2 separate regions of the Homo sapiens genome follow, and region 2 is linked to region 1. Evidence: chromatin contacts called from ENCODE Hi-C or POLR2A ChIA-PET data. All regions are on one chromosome and are shown on one strand. Each heading gives the region's core, a stretch centred on a gene start or an enhancer-like site at or near the end of the contact. The rest is flanking DNA. Distances are from core to core; before and after follow the strand shown.

Evidence for each region. A loop is a pair of places that touch in the nucleus more often than their neighbours do. ChIA-PET counts read pairs that join two places held with the same protein, here RNA polymerase II (POLR2A). Pooled maps may share reads with other maps.
Region 2: a loop to region 1 is called in a pooled map, with 4 times the contacts of the local background. The contact joins the promoter of TNK2 here to the promoter of TM4SF19-AS1 in region 1. A Hi-C loop is called at or near these places in 6 of 50 pooled maps. POLR2A ChIA-PET finds 5 or more read pairs at or near these places in 3 of 52 experiments (WTC11, activated T-cell and activated naive CD4-positive, alpha-beta T cell).

Annotation. Positions count from the first base shown.
Region 1 is chr3:196,315,003-196,320,506 of GRCh38, reverse strand. TM4SF19-AS1 (TM4SF19 antisense RNA 1) reads right to left here and starts at 2,175. Exons shown (of 2, transcript NR_046724.1): 1 at 2,070-2,175. It overlaps DYNLT2B (dynein light chain Tctex-type 2B), which reads left to right and starts at 2,267. Exons shown (of 5, transcript NM_152773.5): 1 at 2,267-2,467; 2 at 4,276-4,409. The coding sequence starts at 2,355. It overlaps TM4SF19-DYNLT2B (TM4SF19-DYNLT2B readthrough (NMD candidate)), which reads left to right. Exons shown (of 6, transcript NR_037950.1): 6 at 4,276-4,422. LOC107986031 (a long non-coding RNA gene) reads left to right here and starts at 2,916. Exons shown (of 2, transcript XR_001740547.2): 1 at 2,916-3,533; 2 at 3,665-4,065. RefSeq lists an enhancer at 2,338-2,437 and a silencer at 2,498-2,747.
Region 2 is chr3:195,905,154-195,910,657 of GRCh38, reverse strand. It overlaps TNK2 (tyrosine kinase non receptor 2), which reads left to right and starts at 2,107. Exons shown (of 16, transcript NM_001382273.1): 1 at 2,107-2,173. TNK2-AS1 (TNK2 antisense RNA 1) reads right to left here and starts at 2,582. Exons shown (of 2, transcript NR_145450.1): 1 at 1,880-2,582; 2 at 1-793. RefSeq lists enhancers at 524-573, 3,564-3,793, 3,844-3,893 and silencers at 704-1,353, 1,404-1,593, 1,644-1,893.

The DNA.
Region 1 (5,504 bases), core at 926-3,425:
CTCTCCCAGGCTCAGAGGCACGGTTCTGTCATCCGACAGTCCAACCAGCAGAGCTCGTAGGAGGCAGGTCCCTTCAAACACCACCTCACCCTTTCCTCTCCAGGGCTGCTGGCCTAGCAGGCCTGCCAGGGTGGGGAAGGTGGACACAGAGGCCTGTGGGAGACACAAGGAGGCACAGCCTCTTGAGCAGGCAGGAAGTCTCCAAGTCCAGAGAGCACATCCTATTCCTGCATACAACATCCAGGAAGCTTGCCTGGGCTTGTCTCACATTTCCCTCTTGGCTGGTTAGTTTCAGGGTCATGGCTAGGATATGCCTGATATGGAGAAGCTTCTCTTGCTGGGGAAAGGTACTGACACCTCCACACAACTCACGCAGAATTTTTTTTTTTTTTTTTTTTTTTGATACAGAGTCTCATGCTGGAGTGCAGTGGTGTGATCTCGGCTCACTGCAAGCTCCGACTCCCTGGTTCAAGCAATTCTCCTGCCTCAGCCTCCCAAGTAGCTGGGATTACAGGCACATGCCACCACACCCAGCTAATTTTTGTATTTTTAGTAGAGACCGGGTTTCACAATGTTAGCCAGGATGGTCTTGATCTCCTAACCTCATGATCCGCCCGCCTCGGCCTCCCAAAGTGCTGGGATCACAGGTGCGAGTCACCGTGCCTGGCCAACTAATGAAAAGTTTAAAGAATTTATATCTAGTTTTGGATGTTAGGCATGCACACACAAGTGCATGCACACTCATACACATCATCTCCACAAGCCCCATCCTGGCTCAGCCCTATTCTGATGGGTCAGCAGGACCCCAAGGAGAGAAGGGTGGGTCCTTGGCACTAAGACAGTTCACAGTGGTTAGCTGACTCCTTCTTGCCTCCATTCTTTCAGGAACTGCATATAGTACAGAACATGACAGCGATTCGAAAAACAATATCCCAGCTGGCTGTGATGGCTCATGCCTGTAGTCCCAGCACTTCGGAAGGCTGAGGTGGGATAATCACTTGAGCCCAAGAGTTCAATAGTAGCCTGGGCAGCATAGCCAGATCCTATCTCTACAAAAATTAAAAAGATTAGCCACGCGCGGTGGCATTCGCCTGTAGTTCCAGGTACTCCAGAGGCTGAGGTGGGAGGACTGCTTGAGTCCAAGAGGTCGAGGCTGAAGTGAGCGGTGAGTGTGCCACTGCACTCCAGCCTGAGAAACAGAGCAAGACCCTGTCTCAAGTGGGAAAAAAAAAAAAAGGAATCCCTGCCCTTTCAGCCTCTCCTGTAAACAGGGATTACAGGCACGAGCTACCTCATCGGGCCTTAGTTTTTGAAGCTAGCAGAGGCCAAGATACAACAGCCTTCTAAAACAGGACCAGGGACTGGTGCTTATAAGCAGGGAATGCGGCAGAGTACGATGGCTCACGCCTGTCATCCCAGCACTTCGGGAGACCGAGGTGGGCGATCACCTGAGGTCAGGAGTTGGAGACCAGCCTGGCCAATATGGTGAAACCCCGTCTCTAATAAAAATACAAAAAAAATTAGCCGGTCGTGGTGGGGCGCGCCTGTAATCCCTGCTGCTTGGGAGGCTGAGGCAGAATTGCTTGAACCTGGGAGGTGGAGGTTGCAGTGAGCCGAGATCGCGCCTCTGCACTCCAGCCTGAGTGACAGAGCGAGACTTCGTTTAAAAAAATAAAAATAAATATATATTTTTAAAAGCGGGGAATGCAGCCTAAGTCTCTTTCCTTCCTTCCTTTTTTTTTTTTTTTCTTTTTTTGAGACGCAGTCTCGCTCTGTCGCCAGGCTGGAGTGCAGTGGCGCGATCTCGGCTCACTGCAACCTCGGCCTCCTGGGTTCAATAGATTATTCTGCCTCAGCCTCCAGAGCAGCTGGGGTTACAGGCACGCGCCACCACGCCCGGCTAATTTTTGTATTTTCAGTAGAGATGGGGTTTCACCATGTCGGCCAGGATGGTCTTGAACTCTTCCTGACTCAGGTGATCCGCCCGCCTCGGCCTCCCAAAGTGCTGGGATTGCAGGCCTGAGCCCCCGCACCCGGCCGCCGCAATTACTTCTGCACCAGCCTAATACCTCAAGTCCAGGAGCCTCAGGCCCCGCGTCTATTTCCTCCGACTGCGGCGCGGCTGATACTGCCTGAGGCGGGTGGAAGCTGTCGCGCGTCCGGACGCGACCAGTTCCCGCCCAGCAGCCGGTGCGCAGGCGCGGGCAGGGAGGGCGGCTGTGCGGGGCGCTCGCGGGCTTCAGCGAGGCGGGAGGGCGGCCCTGTTGCCCTGGAGACGCTTTCCCTGCTGCCGGCCGCGACCGCAACCCGCTAGGCCTTCATCGCGAGCTACGCCCGGACCGAGAAGCCCCGGCATGGCCACGTCCATCGGAGTGTCCTTCTCGGTGGGCGACGGGGTGCCTGAGGCTGAGAAGAACGCAGGGGAGCCCGAGAACACCTATATTCTGCGGCCTGTTTTCCAGCAGAGGCGGGTAGAGGACGGGCTGTGGCGGGGCGACCTCGAGCGCGCTGGTCTGAGGGGCGGAGCTCGCCTGGGACCTGGGCCACGGAAGGAGCGCGGGGGACGCGCGGGGTCCGCGGGGCGGGAGGCGGGAGGCCGCGAGGCGGGCGGGCGGCCCTGCTGTGACGTCCGGGCGCCCCTCCCGCTGCAGGGGCCGCAGGGGACCCCACCCGCTTCCTCAGTGTTTGGGCGCCGGGCGCGTCTTAGGGTGGCGCGGCGGGAATGGTTGGCCCTGGGAAACCCGCGATGGCGTCCTGAGTAAGGAGATGGGTAGAATAGAGGCAGGAAGCCACTCGCGTCGGATGCCGTTCAGCCGTGATTCGAGGGTGACTGTGCACACGGGTGCCAGGATGGGCTCACTCCCGGCGCGGGAGCTGCATCTGTGCGAAGTCCTACCCGGGTGGGATCTGGAGGCCCTTAGACCACCGCAGCGAGCCCTCGCTAGGATTAAGGCTCACGGGCCAGAGCAGAGGGTACTCAGCTAGGTTTGTGAGATCACTAACTTTACACACACACACACACACACACACACACACTGAAAAAAATATCAGGCTCACGGGCCAGAGCAGAGGGTACTCAGCTAGGTTTGTGAGATCACTAACTTTACACACACACACACACACACACACACACACACTGAAAAAAATATCAGGCTCACGGGCCAGAGCAGAGGGTACTCAGCTAGGTTTGTAAGATCACTAACTTTACACACACACACACACACAACACACACACACACTGAAAAAAAATGTCAGGCTCACGGGCCAGAGCAGAGGGTACTCAGCTAGGTTTGTAAGATCACTAACTTTACACACACACACACAACACACACACACACACACACACACACACTGAAAAAAAATGTCAGGCTCACGGGCCAGAGCAGAGGGTACTCAGGTTTGTAAGATCACTAACTTTACACACACACACACACACACACACACCACACACACACCACACAACACACACACACACACACACACACTGAAAAAAATGTCAGGCTCACGGGCCAGAGCAGAGGGTACTCAGCTAGGTTTGTGAGATCACTAACTTTACACACACACACACACACCACACAACACACACACACACCACACAACACACACACACACACACTGAAAAAAATGTCAGGCTCACGGGCCAGAGCAGAGGGTACTCAGCTAGGTTTGTAAGATCACTAACTTTACACACACACACACACCCCATATTTGCTTGGCAAATATGGAAAACAGGAATTTTGATTATAATGTGATACAAATTTCTTTGTTTATTTTTATTCTCTTGGTAACTCACAGAAAAAGTGATACAAATTTCATACAGGATTTTTCCCTTGGGTAGAATGAACACAGAGAAAGATACCCTCAGTTATCTTGGTAAAAGGTTCTGAATGCCCAGAATGCCATTCAGCCGTATTTTTTTATTTTATTTTATTTTATTTTATTTTGTGAAAGCGTGCAGAACAAAATTAACAACAAGTATATATTTTGTTTTGGGGGAGAGGGGAGTATGAGAAGCTCATTATTGGATGTATTGAGTTGCCTAATAAACATTCATATGGAGCATGAGTTGGAATGTGTTGAAGTTCAGTGCAGGTCCAGGTTGAAGATACACATGTGGCCTATGATTTGTCTTAATTTGTTTATATTTTATAATAAAAAATATGAAAAAGAAGGATTAAGTGGTACTAATGACAAAAAGATGGGAGAAGTTGCGGTATGAAGGTAAGCTGGGGTTGTGGAGTCACCGACTGGATGTTCACAAATTGTTCCATTCAGGTTCAGGCCCTCTGTGGTTAAAGACTGTATCCATGCTGTGCTCAAGGAGGAACTGGCAAATGCTGAATATTCTCCAGAAGAAATGCCTCAGCTTACAAAACATTTATCAGAAAACATTAAAGATAAATTAAAAGGTAATCATGGTGATAACTGGAAATGACTCATTCTCTTCACAGAGTCAGTATTACCCATTTGCCCCCTCTCCATCTTTAAACAAAGGACATTGGGGCCAGGTGTGGTGGCTCACGCCTACAATCCCAACACTTTAGCATGCCAAGGCAGGAAGATTGCTTGAGCTCTGGAGTTCAGTACCAGCCTAGGCAACATGGTGAGGCCTCATGTCTATTTTTCTTTTTTTTGAGATGGAGTTTCACTCTTGTTGCCCAGGCTGGAGTGCAATGGCATGATCTTGGCTCACTGCAAACTCCGCCTCCCGGGTTCAAGTGATTCTTCTGCCTCAGCCTCCTGAGTAGTTGGGATTACAGGCATGCACCATCACGCCTGGCTAATTTTGTATTTTTAGTAGAGACGGGGTTTCTCCATGTTGGTCAGGCTGGTCTCAAACTCCTGACCTCAGGTAATCCACCCGCCTCGGCCTCTCAAGGTGCTGGGATTACAGACATGAGCCACCGCGCCCAGCCGACCTCATGTGTATTAAAAAGCAAAATAAAGGCCGGGCGCAGTGGCTCACGCCTGTAATCGCAGCACTTTGGGAGGCTGAGGCGGGTGGATCACGAGGTCAGGAGATTGAGACCATCCTGGCTAACACGATGAAACCCTGTCTCTACTAAAAATACAAAAAATAGCTGGGTGTGGTGGCACACGCCTGCAGTCCCAGCTGCTTGGGAGGCTGAGGCAGGAGAATCACTTGAACCCAGGAGGTGGAGGTTGCAGTGAGCTGAGATCGCGTCACTGCACTCCAGCCTGGGTGACAGAGTGAGACTCTGTCTCAAAAAAAAAAAAAAGCAAAATAAAAAAATAAAACATCTCTATTAAAAAAACGTAAATAGAATGTTAGCTGTGGATTCTATTAAAGACAACTTTTTCTTCAGTGTCTTGTCTTCTCTAATTATTTGGTGACTTTTACTCATGTAAGTTTTTGCAGATGGGGGAAAAGAGTGAAGATGTGAAATAAAACACTGTCCAAAAAATCTTAGTATTCAGAAAGACCAGAAAGTACAGGGACTCCTTTCCCCTGTATTTCTTGGTTGTTTCTTCCCCCAAGCTGT
Region 2 (5,504 bases), core at 858-3,357, 410 kb after region 1:
CTTTCTCATTGCCCTACTGCGCTCTGGCCAAGTCCCTGGGGCCCATTGCTGGACAGTGTGAGCGCAGAAAGAGCCAGCCCTACACAGTTTCCGATGTGTCTGATCTTGCCACCTACCGTGAACTGTTTTGTTATTACATCCATTTTCTAGATGAGGGACAGTAACAAGGGCTGAGTGGCCCTGAGCCCTTGGGCTCCACGCGCCCGCTGCCCAGGGCTGCCTCCGTTTGGGCTGGGACATGGGTCTGTGGGCTGGGAACAGGGCCTGCAGGCTGCCCCGCCGCTGGGAATCCGAGCGCTGGGTTTTCTCCTTCTGGGGTGGGGGCAGGGAGGAGACGGCTCAAGTGCAGGAATGAAGGTCCGCTTGCCTGGGGCTGTTTCTGCCCAAGTCCTCATCAGGAATCGTCAGGCCTGAGACAAACCCTCCCTCCTTCAGGAGTGCTCCGTTGGCCCCGGGGAAAGAGAGGTGATGGTCCGGGTTTCTGGGCCTTTGGGGTGCCACGGTGAGATTGGGACTAGAACCCCAGCCTCACTGGAGTGACCCCAGAAACCTTCCAGTCCAACCTCCTCACTTCAACTGAGGTTGGAACAACTGAGACCGGGTGGAAGTGACTTTTACACTCGCACAGTGCAACGGTAGCTACTCGGAATGAGAGACCTGTTCCGGCGCTCCTCCATTGCGCCCCTCGACTCGGCGGGACTTCTTCACCCAGGGCGCCACCGCTCCTCGGCACCGCAGGAAGGCGCAGGCCGGGCCCGGGGGAGTCGGGGAGAGCGGGGTAGGGCCCCGGAGGCTGGGGGAGGAGCCGGGGGAGGAGCGATGAGGCCGGGCCCTTTAAGAGGGCGGGCCGACTCCCCCCCACCCCCCACCCCGGGGCGGCGCAGGCGCAGGCGCAGGCGGGCTCGGGGCGCTCGGCAGGAGGGACGGCGGGCGGGCGCTCACCTGCGGGGGCCGGCGCGGGGCGGGCGCCCGGCGGGCCGACGTTGACGCCCGGAGGCGAGGGCGGGGAGGCGGGCGCGGGACTCGGGGGCGGCCCGGGGCGGGAGGGGAGGGCCGGGGCGGGCGGGCGGTGTGAGCGGGCGCCGAGGGCAGCACCATCTGGAGGGGTGGGAGCGCGCGGCCTCTGGGGGGCAAGCGAGTGCGCTGGGCCGAGCCGGTCGGGGGCCCCCGGCGGGTCGCGCAGGAGGAGCGCGGCGGGCTGAGCCCTGCGCTGCCGGAGCAGCAGCCGCAGCGCGTAGGGGTTCTCAGCTGGGGCCCGCAGCAGCTCCGCGGGCTGAAGCTCGGCGTGGAGGAGCGGGGCGGGGTGGGCCCGGCGGTGCAGGAGGAGGGCGGGGTGGGCCCGGGGCTGCAGGAGCGCGGCGGCCGCGGCCACGAGCCCAGCCGGGGGGTGGTGTGGGGGCCGCCGGACGGCGCGGGCTGGGGGCGCCCGCCGTGGTGGACGGGCTCGGCGGGCTGGCCTGTGGCGCAGGAGGAGGGGCTGGGGCCCCGCGGGCAGCACCAGGAGAAGGGCGGAGGCAGCCCCGCAGTGCAGGAGCGCGGCGAGGCCCGGGCCGGGGTGCAGGAGCGCGGGGAGGGGAGCCCGCGGAGGCTGCTGCAGCAGCCCGAACCGGCGTCCGAGTCCGGGGAAGGCCCCCGCGAGCGCAGGGAGGGGCCGGAAAGTTCCGGCGAACTGGGGGAGCGGCAGTGGGAGAGCGTCGGGCGGGAGGCGGTGGTCCTGGGAGCGGCCCCGGCGCCCCGAAGCCGCCCCGAGCTGGTGGGGAGGGCCCGGCCGGTGGGGCCCCGGGGGCCTGCGGGGGAGGGGCGCCTGGGGGTGCAAGAGGCGAATTGGCTGCCCGGGGTGCAGGAGGGACAGGTGGTGCGGGCTGTCCAGGAAACCTACCTGAACGGGAAGGAGCCCCAGGAGGGAGAGGGACCCGGCGAGGGGCTCAGGACCCGGAGGCGCCGGCGGAGGAGGAGGTGGTGACTGGCAGGCCCGGGCCCCACGGTACCTCCGGGGCTGAAGGGGACGCAGGATGTAGGGGCATGGGGAGTCGGGCGCAGAAGAGTGCGGGGAACCGCTGAGCTCTGGGAGCCACTGCCTGAGGGCAGGCCGCGGCCGGCGGGAACCTCTTCTGCCGTCTCAGCCTGGGCGTCGCTGAAGCTGTGTCTGCGGGGAGGCAGCGGAAGGCGGCAGGTAAGGAAGCCCAGTCCTGTTAGCTGGAGTTGGTGTGCTTGGAAGTGAGAGGCTGCAGGTCCCTGGCGAGAGCGTAGACTCCACACTGCCCTCGTTCTTTTGGCCTTTCATCCCTGGAGGGAGGAAGCAGTGCAGTTTTCAGCGGCAAGGCAGGACCTCTCCCCCGCCAGTACTGTGTATGGTAATTGGAGTGATAGGGCATCTTCTTAGAGTCTAGGCAGCAGGCGGGACGTCTGGGTGGCTGCCAGGTCTGTGCAGAGGGAAGAGAGGGGTAGCCCCAGGGAGGAGCTGCAGGACGGTCCCCCCTCCACCTGCCCCCCGATGGCAGTAGGGGTGCCTCCATGCTATATGCTCTGCATGGTGCAGTCAACACACAAGTCCTCAAAACACGTCCCACAGAAGGGAAGAGGGCAGCGTGGGATTAACAGAACCTTATCTTGTAACCCTGTTGGTCACGTGAGCTGAGATGAGTGTGACAGCTAGTGGCTTGGGTACGGCACGAGCCTGGCCCGCTTCTGCCACGCCGTCCTGTCACAGCTGATTTACCCTGAGGGCCCAGAGCCAAGGATGATTAGTGGGCGGAAGGAGGGAGAGCAACTGGTGAGCCCTCTCGTCTCTGGGTGGGACGACCCAGCGTTAGAGGGGCGGGAGAGGAGGGTGCACTTGCACCCCAGGGCTCTGGGCTGCCTCTGTGGCCCCACCCTGGGGAGGTTTGCAGATGGGCCGCTGTGGTATCATGGGCTCTGCACCTGTCAGGACAGGAGCTCCCAGCCCAGTCTAGAGGTAGGGCTTGTAGGGGCCAAGGGTGGGGGCTGTATTTGGCTTGTTGACTCCCTCGTGGCCTGAGTGCCAGACCTACTCATTCCGCCTCGTGCCCCCAGGGGGCTTGGCGGGCTGCTTGTGGGCCTTACTCTCCTAGAGCTGTTCGCCTCTTACCTGGCACTGTCAGGTGCTTGCTTCCCCTGCCCCTGGGTGGGGATGGGTGCAGGGTTGCTGCTTGCCCAGGGCCTTAGCTAGAGGACCCTCCTCTGCCCCAGCCCGAGGTGTGGCTGTGAGTCAGATGGACCCAGACCCCTGTCCCGAACCAGACTGGGTGCTCTCCTCTGGGGGCAGAGGGAGTGGTGCTGGAGGTAGCAGCTGCTGGAGGAGCCGGTTAGCCCGCTCCTCAGACAAACTCAAACCCGCCTGTCAGCTTCATCCCATGCCTGTCGCGCTGCCACCCAAACACTCATGCACCGGAAGTTCAGCTGCTGTGCCCACGGTGCCTGACGCTTCTGGAATGGCCAGAGTGGCTCTCACTGTCTGGCTTCAGTGGAGAGAACGGTCTGTTTTAAACACATACACACAATCTTCACCTACTTATTTCAGGTCGGCGTTTTTGAACTTGTGGTAGATGAATGGGAGAAAGGCCTTGGCATCACACAGATTGCTTTTGATCTGGTTATATCGCTTACAAGCTGTGTAACTTCCTTGGGCAACATAATGTCTTTAGGTTTCAGTTTCTTGGTGTCTGCGGTGGGCCAGGACTTCCCCTGCAGTGTCGTGAGTAAAGAAACCTCAGGCCCTTTGGAGCCTGGTGCCCACCTCCCCGGAGCCCCGGCAGATGTTAGGGAGGAAGGGTCAGACTGTTCCCTCTGGCCCCTGAGCCCGGGATTAGCCCCCACCTTGTGCTTCGTCTAGAAGATGCAGTGTTTCTTTTTGTTTGTTTTAAATAACAGTTTTATTGAGATATAATGACATATGGTAAACTGAGCATATTTAAAACACACAATTTAATAAGTTGTGGCCTGTGTATATACCCGTGAAACCACCCCCACCTTCAAGATAGTGAACATCCCCCTTATTCCCCTGTCCCCAGAAGTTTTCTTGTGGAACCCCTCCATCCCCCGCTCCTCTGCCATCCCCTACCCCAGGTAACAGGCTGGTCTACTTTCTGTCACTGTGTCTGAGTTTGCAGCATTTACTGTAAACGGAATCGCGTCTTTCATTCAACAGAAGTATTTTGGAGTTTGTCCAGGTGGTTGCGCGTATCAACAGTCATTGTACACGTGTGCCAAAGTCTGTTTATCCATTGACCTGTTGATGGGTTTTCAGAGAAAGCTGCTGTGAACGTGTTTGTTAGTCTTTGTGTGGATGTACACTTTTATTTATCTTAGGTAAATCCCTAGGACCGGAATGGCTGGGTCATGTGGTAGGTACACATTTAACCTTTAAGAAACTGCCAGACTGTTTTCCAAAGTGGTTGTACATTTTATATACTCATCCACTGTGTATGAGAGTTCTGGTTTGTCCATGTCTTTGATATGTCCACATCTCGATGTGGTCAGTCTCTAATTTTAGACACTCTCATGTCTGTAGTGGTATCTCATTACAATTTTAATTTGTATTTCCTTAATGACTCATGTTGTCGGGCATCTTCTCATGTGCTCATTTGCCATACGTATGTCTTTGGTGCTGTGTCTGTTCAGATCGTTTGCCCATTTTTAATTGTGTAGGGTTTTTCGTGTTGAGTTCTGAAGAGTTCTTGATATATTCTGGATATAAGCCTTTTATCAGGTATGTGATTTACAAATCTTTTTTCCAGCTTGTGGCTTTGTATTTTGATCCTCTTAACAATGTCTTCTAAAAAATTCTCATGATCAGTAGTGCAAAATGCTGTGTTTTTGAAGAGAAGTTGTAAATTTTGATTAATTTACTAATTTGTTACTTTGTGGATTGCATTTTTGGTGTCATGTCCAAGAAATCTTTGCCTGACCCAAAGTCCCAACAGTTTTCCCCTGTATTTTCTTGTAGACATTTTATAGTTTTGGGCTTTACATTGAGATCTAGGATTCGTTTGGGGTTAATTTTTGTTACGTGGTGCAAGGTATGAATCAATGTCCAGTTTTTTGCATGTAGAGATCTAATTGATCTAGTAGCACCATTTATTAAAAAGATGTATCTCTCCACTGAATTGCCTTTGAATCTTTGTCAAAAATCAATTGCTGGCTGGGCACGGTGGCTCACTCCTCTAATCCCAGTGCTTTGGGAGGCTGAGGCGGGCGGATCATGAGGTCAGGAGTTCAAGGCCAAGCTGGTGAACGTAGTGGAACCCTGTCTCTACTAAAAATACAAAAAATTAGCCAGGCGTGGTGGCGGGCACCTGTAATCCCAGCTACTCAGGAGGCTGAGTCAGGAGAATCGCATGAACCCGGGAGGCGGAGGTTGCAGTGAGCCAAGATTGCGCCACTGCATTCCAGCCCGGGCGACAGTGTGAGACTCCATCTCAAAAAGAAAAAGAAAAAAATCAATTGTTTGTGTGTGTCTAATTCTGGATTCTGTTTTGTTCCAT